Linked DNA regions of Homo sapiens: regions 1 and 2 are each linked to region 3. The links are chromatin contacts, found by Hi-C or POLR2A ChIA-PET in ENCODE. All regions are on one chromosome and are shown on one strand. The core of a region is the stretch at or near the end of the contact, and the rest is flanking DNA. Distances in the headings are between cores, read along the strand shown.

The links. Hi-C counts contacts between places; a loop is a spot of excess contacts on that map. ChIA-PET counts read pairs that join two places held with the same protein, here RNA polymerase II (POLR2A). Pooled maps may share reads with other maps.
Region 1: a loop to region 3 is called in a map with no recorded cell type, with 4 times the contacts of the local background. The contact joins the promoter of CYP3A4-AS1 here to the promoter of ZKSCAN5 in region 3. A Hi-C loop is called at or near these places in 2 of 37 single-sample maps with no recorded cell type and 3 of 50 pooled maps. POLR2A ChIA-PET finds 5 or more read pairs at or near these places in 1 of 52 experiments (MCF 10A).
Region 2: a loop to region 3 is called in a map with no recorded cell type, with 3 times the contacts of the local background. The contact joins the promoter of CYP3A43 here to the promoter of ZKSCAN5 in region 3. A Hi-C loop is called at or near these places in 1 of 168 maps with a recorded cell type or tissue (sciatic nerve), 11 of 37 single-sample maps with no recorded cell type and 9 of 50 pooled maps. POLR2A ChIA-PET finds 5 or more read pairs at or near these places in 1 of 52 experiments (MCF 10A).

What each region holds. Positions count from the first base shown.
Region 1 is chr7:99,762,213-99,766,605 of GRCh38, forward strand. It overlaps CYP3A4-AS1 (CYP3A4 antisense RNA 1), which reads left to right and starts at 1,720. Exons shown (of 1, transcript NR_198962.1): 1 at 1,720-4,393. CYP3A4 (cytochrome P450 family 3 subfamily A member 4) reads right to left here. Exons shown (of 13, transcript NM_017460.6): 9 at 4,165-4,231; 10 at 1,643-1,803; 11 at 1-55. RefSeq lists an enhancer at 1,419-1,699.
Region 2 is chr7:99,826,680-99,831,098 of GRCh38, forward strand. CYP3A43 (cytochrome P450 family 3 subfamily A member 43) reads left to right here and starts at 1,334. Exons shown (of 13, transcript NM_057095.3): 1 at 1,334-1,507. The coding sequence starts at 1,437.
Region 3 is chr7:99,503,062-99,507,431 of GRCh38, forward strand. It overlaps ZKSCAN5 (zinc finger with KRAB and SCAN domains 5), which reads left to right and starts at 1,601. Exons shown (of 7, transcript NM_145102.4): 1 at 1,601-1,672; 2 at 2,944-3,397. The coding sequence starts at 2,984. RefSeq lists enhancers at 1,188-1,237, 1,628-1,807, 2,188-2,267.

The DNA.
Region 1 (4,393 bases), core at 470-2,969, 260 kb after region 3:
TCACCACCATGTCAAGATACTCCATCTGTAGCACAGTATCATAGGTGGGTGGTGCCTGGAAAGAACGAAACAGATTTGGATAAATTGAGATTTTGAATTAACTTTTAACTCAGTCCATGCAGTACTAATGAAGTATTAGGAGCTCCAGAGACTAACTCATACTGGTAAAGGATCGAAGCATTTATAAAGTGTTTTAATAACTGTCATGCCCATTGCTGTGCTCAGTGGCCCACTGAGATGTGTGGAGGAGTTATGAAGGTGGGAAGCATTCGGGAAGGCTCTCACCCCAGGGACTGAAATCCTTAGCATAACCGTGTATATATGTCTATATATATATACACACACACATACACACACACATATATATGTGTATATATATGTGTATACACACACTAAAAGGAGGACTTTTGTTATATACAGAAAATGTGGAGAGAAACACTATATTATATAAAATCTCCATAAATAATTTGAGGATAAACTAGTCCCTTTCTATCCCAAAAATGACAAAGAAGGTTCTGGTTGGATGTAACCAGAGAACACGATTTCAGTGCTAGTGGAAGTTATAAAGAGGATAGAACCCCACACAGCCCTGTCCTCACTTGCTGAAACAGTCTCCTAGTTGTTGCTTCAGGGCTGGACTGTAATCTCTGAAGAACATCCCTTTGTGTTCACCTCACTGCCACAGCCGGGCCAGCCCCAAAGCCGTGTCTCTTCATACCACAAAGAATCCCAATTTTGGCAGAGGTCTGAAAACAGTGTGGGTGATATGCACCTAGTATTTGGTGTTATATTTGGAAGGCAATATGATAGTGTTTTAAGACTTTAGCTCAGGAGCCAGATATCCTGGTTCCTAGCTTGGCTTCTTCACCAGTTACTGCCTGACTGGAACATGAGATAGGTGTGGGGAGAGCTGAGTCAGCCTGCACAGCACACCCAGGGCCAGGCTCCGTCAGACTACAGCCAGACCAGAGCAAGTCCTGCCAATATCAGCAGAGCTCACTATCCAACTATGATGTGTGGAGGAGTTATGAAGTGGGGAGACATTCGAGACGGCTCTCACCCCAGGGACTGAAATCCTTAGCATAACCGTGTACTGGTTTTTCTTTCTCATTGAAACAAATGTGACTAATAGGCTATGACCACTAGCATCAAATAACATATGAGAAAGTGATTGTTACCTTTCAAAAAAAAAAGTCACATGTCTGTAACCAAGAAAATAAAAAGAGATAAAAAGAGCAAATTCCTGTGTCCATATGTGGATACAGCTAAGGGGACATCACACACCACTATGGTGCCTGCTGCAAACATGTAATTCACAACCAAAACCAATGTGAAATGAGTGTGAGCAACAAATGCTTATTGTTAGATGCCACTGAGGTTTTTGGAGGTTTTTTACTTAGCATTATTGTAGTAATAGAAAGCAGATGAACCAGAGCCAGCACGTTTTACAAAGATCTTACGCTTCTGCCAGTAGCAACCATTTGCTATGTTTCTTTCTTTTTCTTTTCAGAGCCTTCCTACATAGAGTCAGTGAAAGAATCAGTGATTATGCTTTTTATAAAAATTCTCCTGGGAAGTGGTGAGGAGGCATTTTTGCTAAGGTTTCACCTCCTCCCTCCTTCTCCATGTACCATCCACTCACCTTATTGGGTAAAACTGCATCAATTTCCTCCTGCAGTTTCTGCTGGACATCAGGGTGAGTGGCCAGTTCATACATAATGAAGGAGAGAACACTGCTCGTGGTTTCATAGCCAGCAAAAATAAAGATAATTGATTGGGCCACGAGCTCCAGATCGGACAGAGCTGAAAGGAGAGGAAAGACATTTTAGGTAAATCAGATCAATGTAGGGCATCACAGTTTAGATGAAGAGAAATCTAAGTGAAGCCCTCAAATCCCTAAGGGAAAAGAATAGAAAAGCAATTCAGAGGTACACTGGGGGTGGTTTCATTCTGATGTGTATCTTACAGAACCAGAATAAGGCAAATCATTTTAATCCAGTTTTCCCCAAGGTCTTCGAGAATGTGGGCCATCCACTCCTCCTCATGCCACCCCCGCCACCTGCACAGCTGTGTAATTTCCAGAGAGAGCATTTCCGCATAACATACTCAGTGTTATGGGTGTGTTCCTTGAATGATCCTAAAAGTACTTTATTGTAAGTTAATATGAGGTAGTACTCTCCCCCAAGAAAAATGTAATTTATTTTAGCTACAATATATCTTGACAAACTTTGAGAGAATTTGCAACACTAATGGTTAAATGTAGGGAAAATCAAAGGACGTTTCCCGAAGATATGTTTGAGGGAACTTAAGGGACCAATATTGGTCTACAGACCACTTCTTGGTATTCAAAGTGTGGTCCATGGGTCAGAAGCATCTGAGAGCTCATTAGAAATGCAAAATCTCAAACCCCACCCTTGAACTACTGATTCAAAATCTGAACTTTCACAAGATGCAGTGATTTGTGTGCATAGCCTAGCTTGAGAAGCACGGATTATATCTTTGAGAGGCATCAGGTGATAGATCTAGGCTACAGTTCTCAGAATTGACTATCTCAGGATGTACAAGAATGAGAGATGGACAAAAAGCTAGATGAGTGGTAATTGATTGTAGTCTGATGGATGGCATTAAAATAGCATAAGCTCCTATGATTACAAGTTGGGCCCCTCTTGATTTTTCTCCTGAGAGAAGCTCAGGATGGTCCATCACTGGTCTGTTTGATCAGGACTGGATTAGGACCTTTAGAGACCTGGAACATAGAAATAAATATAATGCCTGCTCCAACCATGTAATTCACAACCAAAACCAATATGAAAGGAGTGTGAGAAAGGTCGACAGAGCTGTGATTTACCAGTGAAGACTTCTGTGATGCAGTTATAAGTAAATTCAACTACCTAATCATAGTATTCAGTTATCATGAACCTGATGATACTGATGTGAAATTGAACTATAATCTCAAAGTTTAGAGCTCTGCTGTCCAATATGGTAGCCACTACCCACTAGTGGCTATTTAAAATCAAATTTTATTAAATTAAACTGAAATACCATTTAAAATTGATCTTCAATGGCACTAGCCACATATCCAGTGCTCAATAGCCATATGTGTCTAGTGATTTCTATATGAAACAGTAAAACAATAGACTATTTCCTTTATCACAGCAAGTTATATTGGGATAGATAGATGAATAGTTAGATGATAGATAGATAATATATAAGTAGATAGATGATAGATGGATAAATGATAGATGATAGATGGATAGATGATAGATAGATAGATGATAGATAGATAGATAGATACATAGCTAGATAGATACATAGATAGATACATAGACATACAGACAAAAGTGGATGTAGACATGGATATATTTAAAGCAGTATGCTGGAGTAAGCCCAGTCCTGCTCTCTAGAACCAATAGTTAAATATTCAGGAATTTTGTGAGATGGTTGCCAAGTCTTGGTGGCTTGTAATTGACCATGGTCATCATTTTGCCACTGTCATAGTAATAGTGACTTCAGTAAAAAACATACATGGGTTGTAAAACTCGTAGGTGAAACATTGAAGACAAAGAGGATATTTACACGGTCTCAGAGGTTTTCCCCACAAGTTACTAATCCATTCCAAAGTGGAAAATAACTTTGCAGTAGATTAACCTGGTGAACACACTTTCAACAAGTACTGCCAGTTAAAATCACCCCTTTTGGAACAGCGTGGCTCCTGATTGGATGTTAGATGTATTAGGTAGCTGCAAAAGTTATTGTGGTTTTTGCCATTACTTTTAATTGCATTTTTTTGCAATTAAAAGTAATGGAAAAACCCACAATTAATTTTGCAGCAACCTAATAAATTTCTAGGCAGAAATTTTTATTCAGTGGATCTGAAGGAGGCTGAGAATTGGCATTTGATCTGATGTAGGTGATCCACAGACCGCAGACTGACTTTCTAGCATGCCAGGTTTGCTTAGGGTTGCCCTTTACTCTTAGAACATGGCTATCTATGCCTGCATGCCTCTAGAAAGTGCCTCCAACTACCACTTATAACATTCAAACATGTGTCGTTCTGCTATGTGGCAGAAATTCTCATCATCCTGGAATACTTCCTGCACATTTTCAGAACAAGGCCTTCCCTCTGAGTGCCCCACAAGTAGCCCTCAGAAACACTCTGGTTACCTTTGTGGGACTCAGTTTCTTTTGAATTCTGAGAGTCAATCATCAGCTGAAGGAAATCCACTCGGTGCTAGAAGCAAAAAGAGAAATTTCACTGACAGAAAGTGGCTCCTGAAGTCAGAAGTAAATCACAAGCGTGGTCCTTGATCTCCCTTCTGAGAATATGGCTCCTTGAAGACCAGAAATCTGATGCATGTTGCCTGAATCACCAGTGAAAAACATACCCTTCTAA
Region 2 (4,419 bases), core at 84-2,583, 320 kb after region 3:
CGATAGTCCTTGCAACACTGAAGCATGGAGTATCCTGTGAGGCATGAACTTGCTTGATGCAGCATGAATGCACCCCAAGAAACATGGGCATGCCCCTCCAAGTGCAAGCATACCCCACAAGTGGGTAGCCATAGAGCCAGAAGGGCAGGTTCCCTGAAAAAAATAAAGACCTCAAGACCTCATCCTAAATGTGAGATCTTGGATGTAAGAGGATTTACTGATTTTTCCACAAAACAGCCAGGCCAGGAAGATAACTGAGCTTAGAGGACTCTTGCTGGTGCCAATGCATTGATTAGTCCAGATGACAAGGGAGAGGATCTTGAGAGCCAATTTTGATCCCTTCCTCATCACCAGGAAATATGAGTAAAGATTGTGGGATCTGTGGAGGACAGAGGGAGAGCTTCATTTTCTATAAAACACAGTCTGCAGATTGAGGAGATGCAGCCTCGGAGGTGGAGAGCTATAAAGTCAAAAACCACAGAGCAGGATAGAGGAGTCAGAGGAGTGAAGAAAAGAGTCTTGATTAGACAGCCTTTAAGCCCCAAGTCACATGTCTCTTAATTGGCTGTTCCTAGGTGGTCAGTTAGTTCTTACCACATGATCTGTTGGTGAGCAGTTGGAAAATTCCCAGGTACAGATTTTTTCAGAAAATGTTATTTGACTTGGCTACAGAAAAATAGGTTTTGCAACACTTACTAAGAACACAGAGAACATGACCATCACCTAAACCTGCCATGGCCTCTTGGGTTTGTTTTTGCTTTTGAGGCACAGGGAGTCCTTCTTGTCTGTTTACCTGGAGGCATGATTTGGCAACCTAGATAACAAACAGAGATAGGCTTTCTAAAAAGAATTATTTTTATTTGGGAATAAAGCATTGCAATGGGAATATGCGTGCCAAGGTAAACTATGTGCTTATTCAGGTAGGTAAAGTAAGACAAAGTTTAAAAAAATAATGAGAAGGATTACATATTTGTTTTGGAATGATTATCCTTGGCTATAAAGATCAATAACAAGACTGACATCAGTTTGAGGTTGGACAGGCAGTTGCTGGGCAGATGTTCTTGCAGAAGTATTTTTCTTTAGGTTCCTGAGAATCTATAACCTTTGGGCTTACCAATAGCAGTGACTGATTTGTTTACTGATTGTTCACAGAATAGGAAATCAAAGGAGGCCAAAATAAGGACAGCCATAATTATTTGCCAATTGTCAATTTGAAAAGGGTACCCAAATCCCTCCATATGAGGAGTAGCATAAGTGGCTTTTCTACTGGCTGCCGCTGTAGACCCACCTCCTTCTCCAGCACATAAATATCGCTGTTAACATTAACTAAATCACCTCTGGGCAGAGAAACAAAGCTCTATATGCACAGCCCAGCAAAGAGCAGCACACAGCTGAAAGAAAAACTCAGAAGACAGAGCTGAAAAAGAAAACTGGTGATGGATCTCATTCCAAACTTTGCCATGGAAACATGGGTTCTTGTGGCTACCAGCCTGGTACTCCTCTATATGTGAGTAACTATGCAGGCATGTTTGCTCTTAACTCTAAGACCTGAAGTGCTAATTGGGCCCATCTTTTTCTTATTTGTTTTGAAGATAAAAGAGATAACGGAGGGGAAGTTACCTAAGTGCCAAATACTGTGAACACATAAAATATTATTAATATGTTAGGACTCCTAATACAACATTTGAAAATGTAAAATTTAGTCTGGGTGCGGTGGCTCACACCTGTAATCTCAGCACTTGGGAGGTGGAGGCAGGCCAATCACAAGGTCAGGAGTTCAAGACCAGCCAGACCAACATGGTGAAACCCCTTCTCTACTAAAAATACAAAAATTAGTCAGGCATGGTGGCACACACCTGTAATCCCAGCTACTTGGGAGGCTGAGGCAGGAGAATCGCTTGAACCCAGGAGGCAGAGGTTTCAGTGAGCGGAGATTGCACCACTGCATTCCAGCCTGGGTGACAGAGCAAGACTCCGTCTCAAAAAAAAAAATAAAACTTTGTCATACTGAGTAGTTTGAACTAAAGAAGACTGAAAGACTTCACAAATGTCTTCAGAATCTCTGACCCTCTTCTGTCTACCCATCCCCCATTCTTTCCCTCCTGAAGTGCAGGGTTGCTCTGAAGTTCTCTTATCTGACTAAGGGAAGATCTTCCAAAAAGAATGCAATTGTCTTGAGCCTCTCCAAATAATCTCATCAATCAGAAAACTAATTCACAGGAAAAGAGAAAAAGTTTGATAATACTTATTCTTTGGAGCACTGCTACCTGAGAGACTTTATCTCCACAATAAAATAACCTTTGTTCATCATGTGTTTTCTCCCTTCACCTTCCCATAACTTGTGTCAGAAACTCCCTATCAGAAGCCACTCCCTACTTTTTAGCTTACAATGCTATTTAAGCTTTACTCATTCAGTCCTTATTTTAGTCTCATATATTGTGGGCCTCCAGCACATATGCATGTAAAATTTTGTATGGATTTTCACTGTAACCACCCAAGAGATTCACCTTGCCCCCTGCCTCAACAGAGCCCATTCATCAAGACAGGGGAATTGTAATAGAGAATGAGTTAATACATGCTGCCAACAAAAAGAGCCAAACTCTGTACAATACTTGAAGAGATTTATTCTGGGCCAAATATGAGTGACCATGGCCCATGACACAGCCTTCAGGAGGTCTTAAGAACATGTACCCAAGGTGGTCAGGGTGCAGCTTGGTTTTATTCTTTTAGGGAGGCATGAGATATCAAATACATTTAAGAAATACATTGGTTTGGTCCACAAAGGCAGGAAATGTGATTTTTGCAGAATTCTTTGTGATAGAGCAGACTCCAGAGAAATTGCAACAACTTAAAGTCTTTCAGATCTGGCCCTAAGGAGCTATAGGAGAGAAAAAAAATCTGTCAGATCACCATTGCCTACCTCTACTCCAACTGGAGCTGTTTCAAAACCAACATGTAGAAATCTTTTTGTCTGGCTGCCCTGTGAACTCAGAAACTAGTCTGCTAAATGATTAACTTTTGGTCTCCTTTTGCTTTGGTAGAATGACCTCTTATTAAGTACCTGTTTAACTGCACCATATACAGACCTATCTTTCATGACAGCAGACCTGCAACATCACCTCCTGAAATGAGGCACAGCTGTTTAACTGGATTGACATTGCTAGGAATGTGAGACTGGTTTATACTGGTTTAATGTGATTCCTTGCGACTCAGCTACCAATTCAATTGTCCTCTCCACAAGCATCAACTCAGCTTTAGTATGTACATTTTCTAGGGAAGTTTATGACAGGGGAAAGTTGGGGCTCCAAAAATGAAACCCCAAAATATGGCACTTAAGCATGTTGAGGACTTTGAACCAAAGGAAATTGAAAGGTCTCAGAAAGTCTTCAGAACCAAGCTAACTCTTATGTTCTCCTGTCTCCCAACCCTGCTATTTCTCCCAAAATATAGGAAGGGGCTTTCTCTGAAGTTCTCATACCTAAAGGAAGATCCTCCTAAAAAAAAGCAATGGTCTTGAGCCCCCTCCCTATAATCTCATGAAAAAGAATCTTAGCAGGGCCAGGCATGGTGGCTCATACCTGTAATTCCAGCACTTTGGAAAGCCGAGGTGGGTGGATCACGTGAGGTCAGAAGTTCAAGACCAGCCTGGTCAACATGATGAAACCCTGTCTCTACTAAATATACAAAAATTAGCTGGGTGTGGTGGCAGGTGCCTGCAATCCCAGCTACTCGGGAGGCTGAGGCAGGAGAATCGCCTGAACCCTGGAGGCAGAGGTTGCAGTGAGCCAAGATTGCGCCATTGCACTCTAGCCTGAACAACAAGAGCAAAACTTAGTCTAAAAGAAAAAAAAAAGAAAAAAATAATATTAGCTCACAGAAAGGGAGACTAAGGTTGATAATACTTGTTCTTTGGAGCACTGATGCCTGACAGACATTATAATAAGATGACTTTTGTTTATCATGCTTTTTCTTCCCTCACTCTCTCATGTCTTGTGTCACCCACTCCCCATCAGAAGATACTACATTTTTATAGCTCAGAATGCTATTTAAGCTTCAATCATCAGGCCATTCTTTGAGTATCATATCTTTCAAGGCTCCCATGCATATTCATGAGATAAATTTATAAGGATTATCTCCTATTAATTGATCTACTGTTAGTTCATTTCTCAGACTCAAATATCAAACCTCCATAGAGGAATGTTCTCTTGACCCTACAGATGTTACACAGATCCGTTGAAGAAGTAAATAAACATTATCCACCTCCTCTTCATTCAACTTCCAATTTCTGTTACTAAGAGTGTTTACTGACATCATTCAATCCTGGGGATGCTTTCTGATTGACTATGAGTTTTGATCTACCTAGACTAACAACCAGAATTTAGCATGGGCAGATAATGGATTATAAACAACTGGAAACCC
Region 3 (4,370 bases), core at 351-2,850:
GTGTCTCTGTCACTGAGGTGCTGAAGTGCAATGGCACAATCATAACTCACTGCAGCCTCAACCTCTTGAATTCAAGTGATCCTCCAGTCTCAGCCTGCTGAGTAGCTGAGACTATAGGCATGTGCCACCATGCCTAGCTAATTTTATTTTATTTTTTGTAGAGACGGGGTAAAAAGGCCAGGCTGGTCTTCAACTCCTGGATTCTAGTGATCCTCTCACCTCGGCCTCCCAAAATGTTGGGATTACAGGCGTGAGCCACCATGCCCATCTGGAACAACTTTCATAGACATTAAACAACTTTATACGAGCAACAAAATTAAGCCATAGGTGCAAAATTCTATACCAACTCACTAACACACAAAATACGGGCATTGCAAACATTCACCGGGGGTTTGGTCCTAGATAGGAAGCTACTTAAAATGCAAGATTTTGGGCTCCCTGAAAAGAGACCTTTAACTTCTAAATATCTTCTCATCTTTTTGCAGATGCTGCAATTTCACAGCAGTTCCTTCCTTCGCGCCTGTAAAACAGTGGCAACAGTAACTCTTCTCCTGCCTGCCCATCAACTTTGTAAACTGCGCGGGGCGTAGGGGGAGGGGAGGGCTGGGGCCTGGAAACTATAAAGCACCATATGAAAAGGAGAGCACTGGGAGGTCGATGCGGGCGCATCACCTGAGGTCAGGAGTTCGAGACCAGCCTGGCCAACATGGGGAAACCCCGTCTCTACTAAAAATACAAAATAAGCCGGGCGTGGTGAGTGTGCCTGTAATCCCAGCTACTCGAAAGGCTGAGGCAGGAGAATTGCCCGAACCTGGGAGCAGAGGTTACAGTGAGCCGAGATCGTGCCATTGCACTCCAGCCTGGGGGACAACGAGACTCCGTCTCAAAAAACAAAACAAAACAAAACAAAAACGGGAGATTATTACTAAGAGATGGGGTCTCACTATGTTGCCCAGGCTGGAGTGCAATGGTGCGATCCCGGCTCACTGCATCCTCAGCCTCCCGGGTCCAAGTGATTCTCCTGCCTCAGCCTCCCAAGTGGCTGAGATTACAGGCTCGCGCCACCACGCCCAGCTAAGTTTTTGTATTTTTAGTAGAGACGGGGTTTCACCATGTTGGCCAGGCTGGTCTCGAACTCCTGGCCTCAGGTGATCCACCCACCTCGGCCTCCCAAAGTGCTGGCATTACAGGTGTGAGTCACCGAGCCCGGCCAAGGGAGGGTATTTCTAATAGACAGGGGTCTCGCTATGTTGCCCGAGCTGGTCTCGAACTCTTGGGCTCAAGCGATCCTGCTTCTTCAGCCTGTCCACTAGCTAGGCTTACAAGCGTGGGACCCCGCGCCTGGCTGAAGAGAGGTATCATTAAGGACGAGACCCCCTTGGCCAGGGAAGCCCTGCGTAAGCAACGCCCCTCTCTTCAAAGGGATGCCCCGCTCCCTCCGCCCACTCCCAGCCTTCCAGCCTTGGCTCCCGAGGACACGACTCCGGGCCCTGCCACCTTCTGATAGGCTCGCGAGACCGAGGCTGCAAAGAGAGCCGCCCCCCATTGGCCAACCGGCGAGTCCCGCGCGCCACCTCCTGGGAGATGTAGTTCCGGGAACAGCTGGCCCCTGCGACTCGCGGGTGTGACGTTGAAGATGTCGGCCTTCTGAGCCGACTGCGGTGGTCAAGAGGTGGGTTTGTTTGGAAAGTGGGTGGTGAGAGTAGCGAGGATGCGGGTGAAGAAAACCTAAGGGCCCCAAATTCAACATAAGCGAGGTTTGCGGGCTGTCAGCAAGGTACAGACCTACTTCAAATCGGGGCGCAGAGCGTTGGGGGTGGGGGAAGGCGCAAGCTCCCCGGCCAATCAGACACGAGCAACCTCAGCCCAACTCTGGAGGCCCCGCCCCCTTCCCCGCCCCACGGAAAGGGGAGGAGCTTGGGCTGTTTGAATGGCTTTGGGATGGAGCAGGGGAGAGAGTGGCTCCGTTTGCCTCCCCGCTTTGGTGATGCTGTGCGAGCGGCTTCGGGGGCCCTGGAGACGTCCGAGTCACTGAGGGTGGGCTGGGACTCGGGGCCCGCGTCCCATCTCCCCGCCGATTGGTCCGCCCCCCGTGCGAGGTGAGGTCCTCCGGGATTCCTAGAGAGGACGCGGAAGTGCTTTCGGGGGGGGGTGGGATCTAACGGTTTAACCCCGTTGGACAGGGCAAGATTGGACTTGGTTACTTCCGGCGAGGAAGTGTTGGGGAGTGTCGGCTTCGGTTTCTCTCCGTGGGAAGAACCGCATCTTCCCAGCCTCGGCTGCGGGGAGCTTGATGTTCCAGGAGAGCTCCCCTAGAGTGGGGCCTTGAGGGGAGGGGGCAGGGGCTTCGTGACTGGACGGGGGTCCTGTCCCTAACCTTGACCGGGCCACAGTCTCTGTATCTCGGGGTCAGGGGCCATTCTGAGGAATCCAGGTCCAGATCTGTACCTTATAAACGCTGCTTCTCTTTGGGACCGATGGAGTCTCCCCTTGGCCTGTCAAGCTCTTGTAGCTTAGAGAACAGGCTCAGTTTTGACCATTATAATGATTTTCACCCTTATTCCGACTTAAGTTCGTCTTATGGTAGAGAGAAAGAGCGGCTGCGTCTGGACTAGTTAGTCTCGTCCCGTTATTTATATGGAATGTAAAGTTCTTCACTCTAAAACTGTGTTTTAGGTTGGGCCTGATGTCAGATTTGTATGGCTCTCTTTTACACTTTTAAAATGTTGGGGTTATTCCTTATTATCATTTTGTGGGTGAAGTGATGGCTACCTTGTAGTACCTATTTTTAAGTAAATTACTTTGTTGAGTGGTCGTCTTTAGTATAGATGACCTCTTTGCCATCTGTCTTTGCTAATAATGATGCCCAATACATCAGTAGGTTGCATGCTACTGAAAGTGTCCTTCAGAAGATATTAAAGAGCAGAAAAACAATTGTTTCAGTGTAACACAGCCAGCCTCGAAGACTTCCCTCTGAGTTGGAATGATAATGACCGAATCCCGAGAAGTTATAGACTTAGACCCCCCAGCTGAGACTTCCCAGGAGCAGGAAGACCTTTTCATAGTGAAGGTGGAAGAAGAAGACTGCACCTGGATGCAGGAGTACAACCCGCCAACGTTTGAGACTTTTTACCAGCGCTTCAGGCACTTCCAGTACCATGAGGCTTCAGGACCCCGGGAGGCTCTCAGCCAACTCCGGGTGCTCTGCTGTGAGTGGCTGAGGCCCGAGCTGCACACGAAGGAGCAGATCCTGGAGCTGCTGGTGCTGGAGCAGTTCCTGACCATCCTGCCTGAAGAGTTCCAGCCCTGGGTGAGGGAACATCACCCTGAAAGTGGAGAAGAGGCGGTGGCCGTGATAGAAAATATACAGCGAGAACTTGAGGAACGCAGACAGCAGGTGAGTCAAAGAGAAGCTATATGAGCAATGAAGGAGAGGAGTGAACCATCTGCTGAGCAGGGGTGAGATTCTTAGTCCTCTGCTGCTTCATTCATATTCTTTTGTTCTCCTGGGATTAGGTACCCTGTGACTTCCTGCCACTCCAGCAAAGAGAAGCAATATCCAGTGTGTTAACCTGTAGAAGACAATCTGCGATCTTATTTATTTTTTAAATTACTGTATTTATTTAATTATTTATTTTTGAGACGGAGTCTCGCTCTGTCGCCTATGCTGGAGTGCAGTGGTGCGATCTCGGCTCACTGCAAGCTCCGCCTCCCGGGTTCACGCCATTCTCCTGCCTCAGCCTCCGGAGTAGCTGGGACTGCAGGCGTCCGCCACCAGGCCCGGCTAATTTTTTTTTTTTTTTTTTTTGTATTTTTAGTAGAGACGGGGTTTCACCGTGTTAGCCAGGATGGTCTCGATCTCCTGACCTCGTGATCCTCCCACCTCGGCTTCCCAAAGTGCTGGGATTACAGGCGTGAGCCACCATGCCCGGCCACTGTATTTATTTTTTGAGTGACATGATACAAAATTCAAAGAGGTACATAAGGTTGTAATGAAAAGTAAGTTTTCCTCCCATCCCCAATTTCTCTCAACTGCCTAGTTCTCACCTGTGTATTCTTACAGAGCTGTACCATATTCTGTATGTATAAGCATATATACGTCTCATACTTTGGAAAAACGCAAATGTCTTTTAAGTCACTGTGCACTTCTGCCTCTTTTTTCTTATATCTTGGTTTCTTCCACGCCACTGCCATTGCAGCTATCTCACTCTCTGAAATTGCATTGTATTAACTTTTATGGAAGGAGTTTGAGTTGTTCCATTTAAATTGTTCCTTGAGATTGTTTCTAAATTTGTATTATAACAAACTTTGCTGCAATGACTATCTCACATATATGTCTGTATATATGTGTGTATGTAATATACATAATG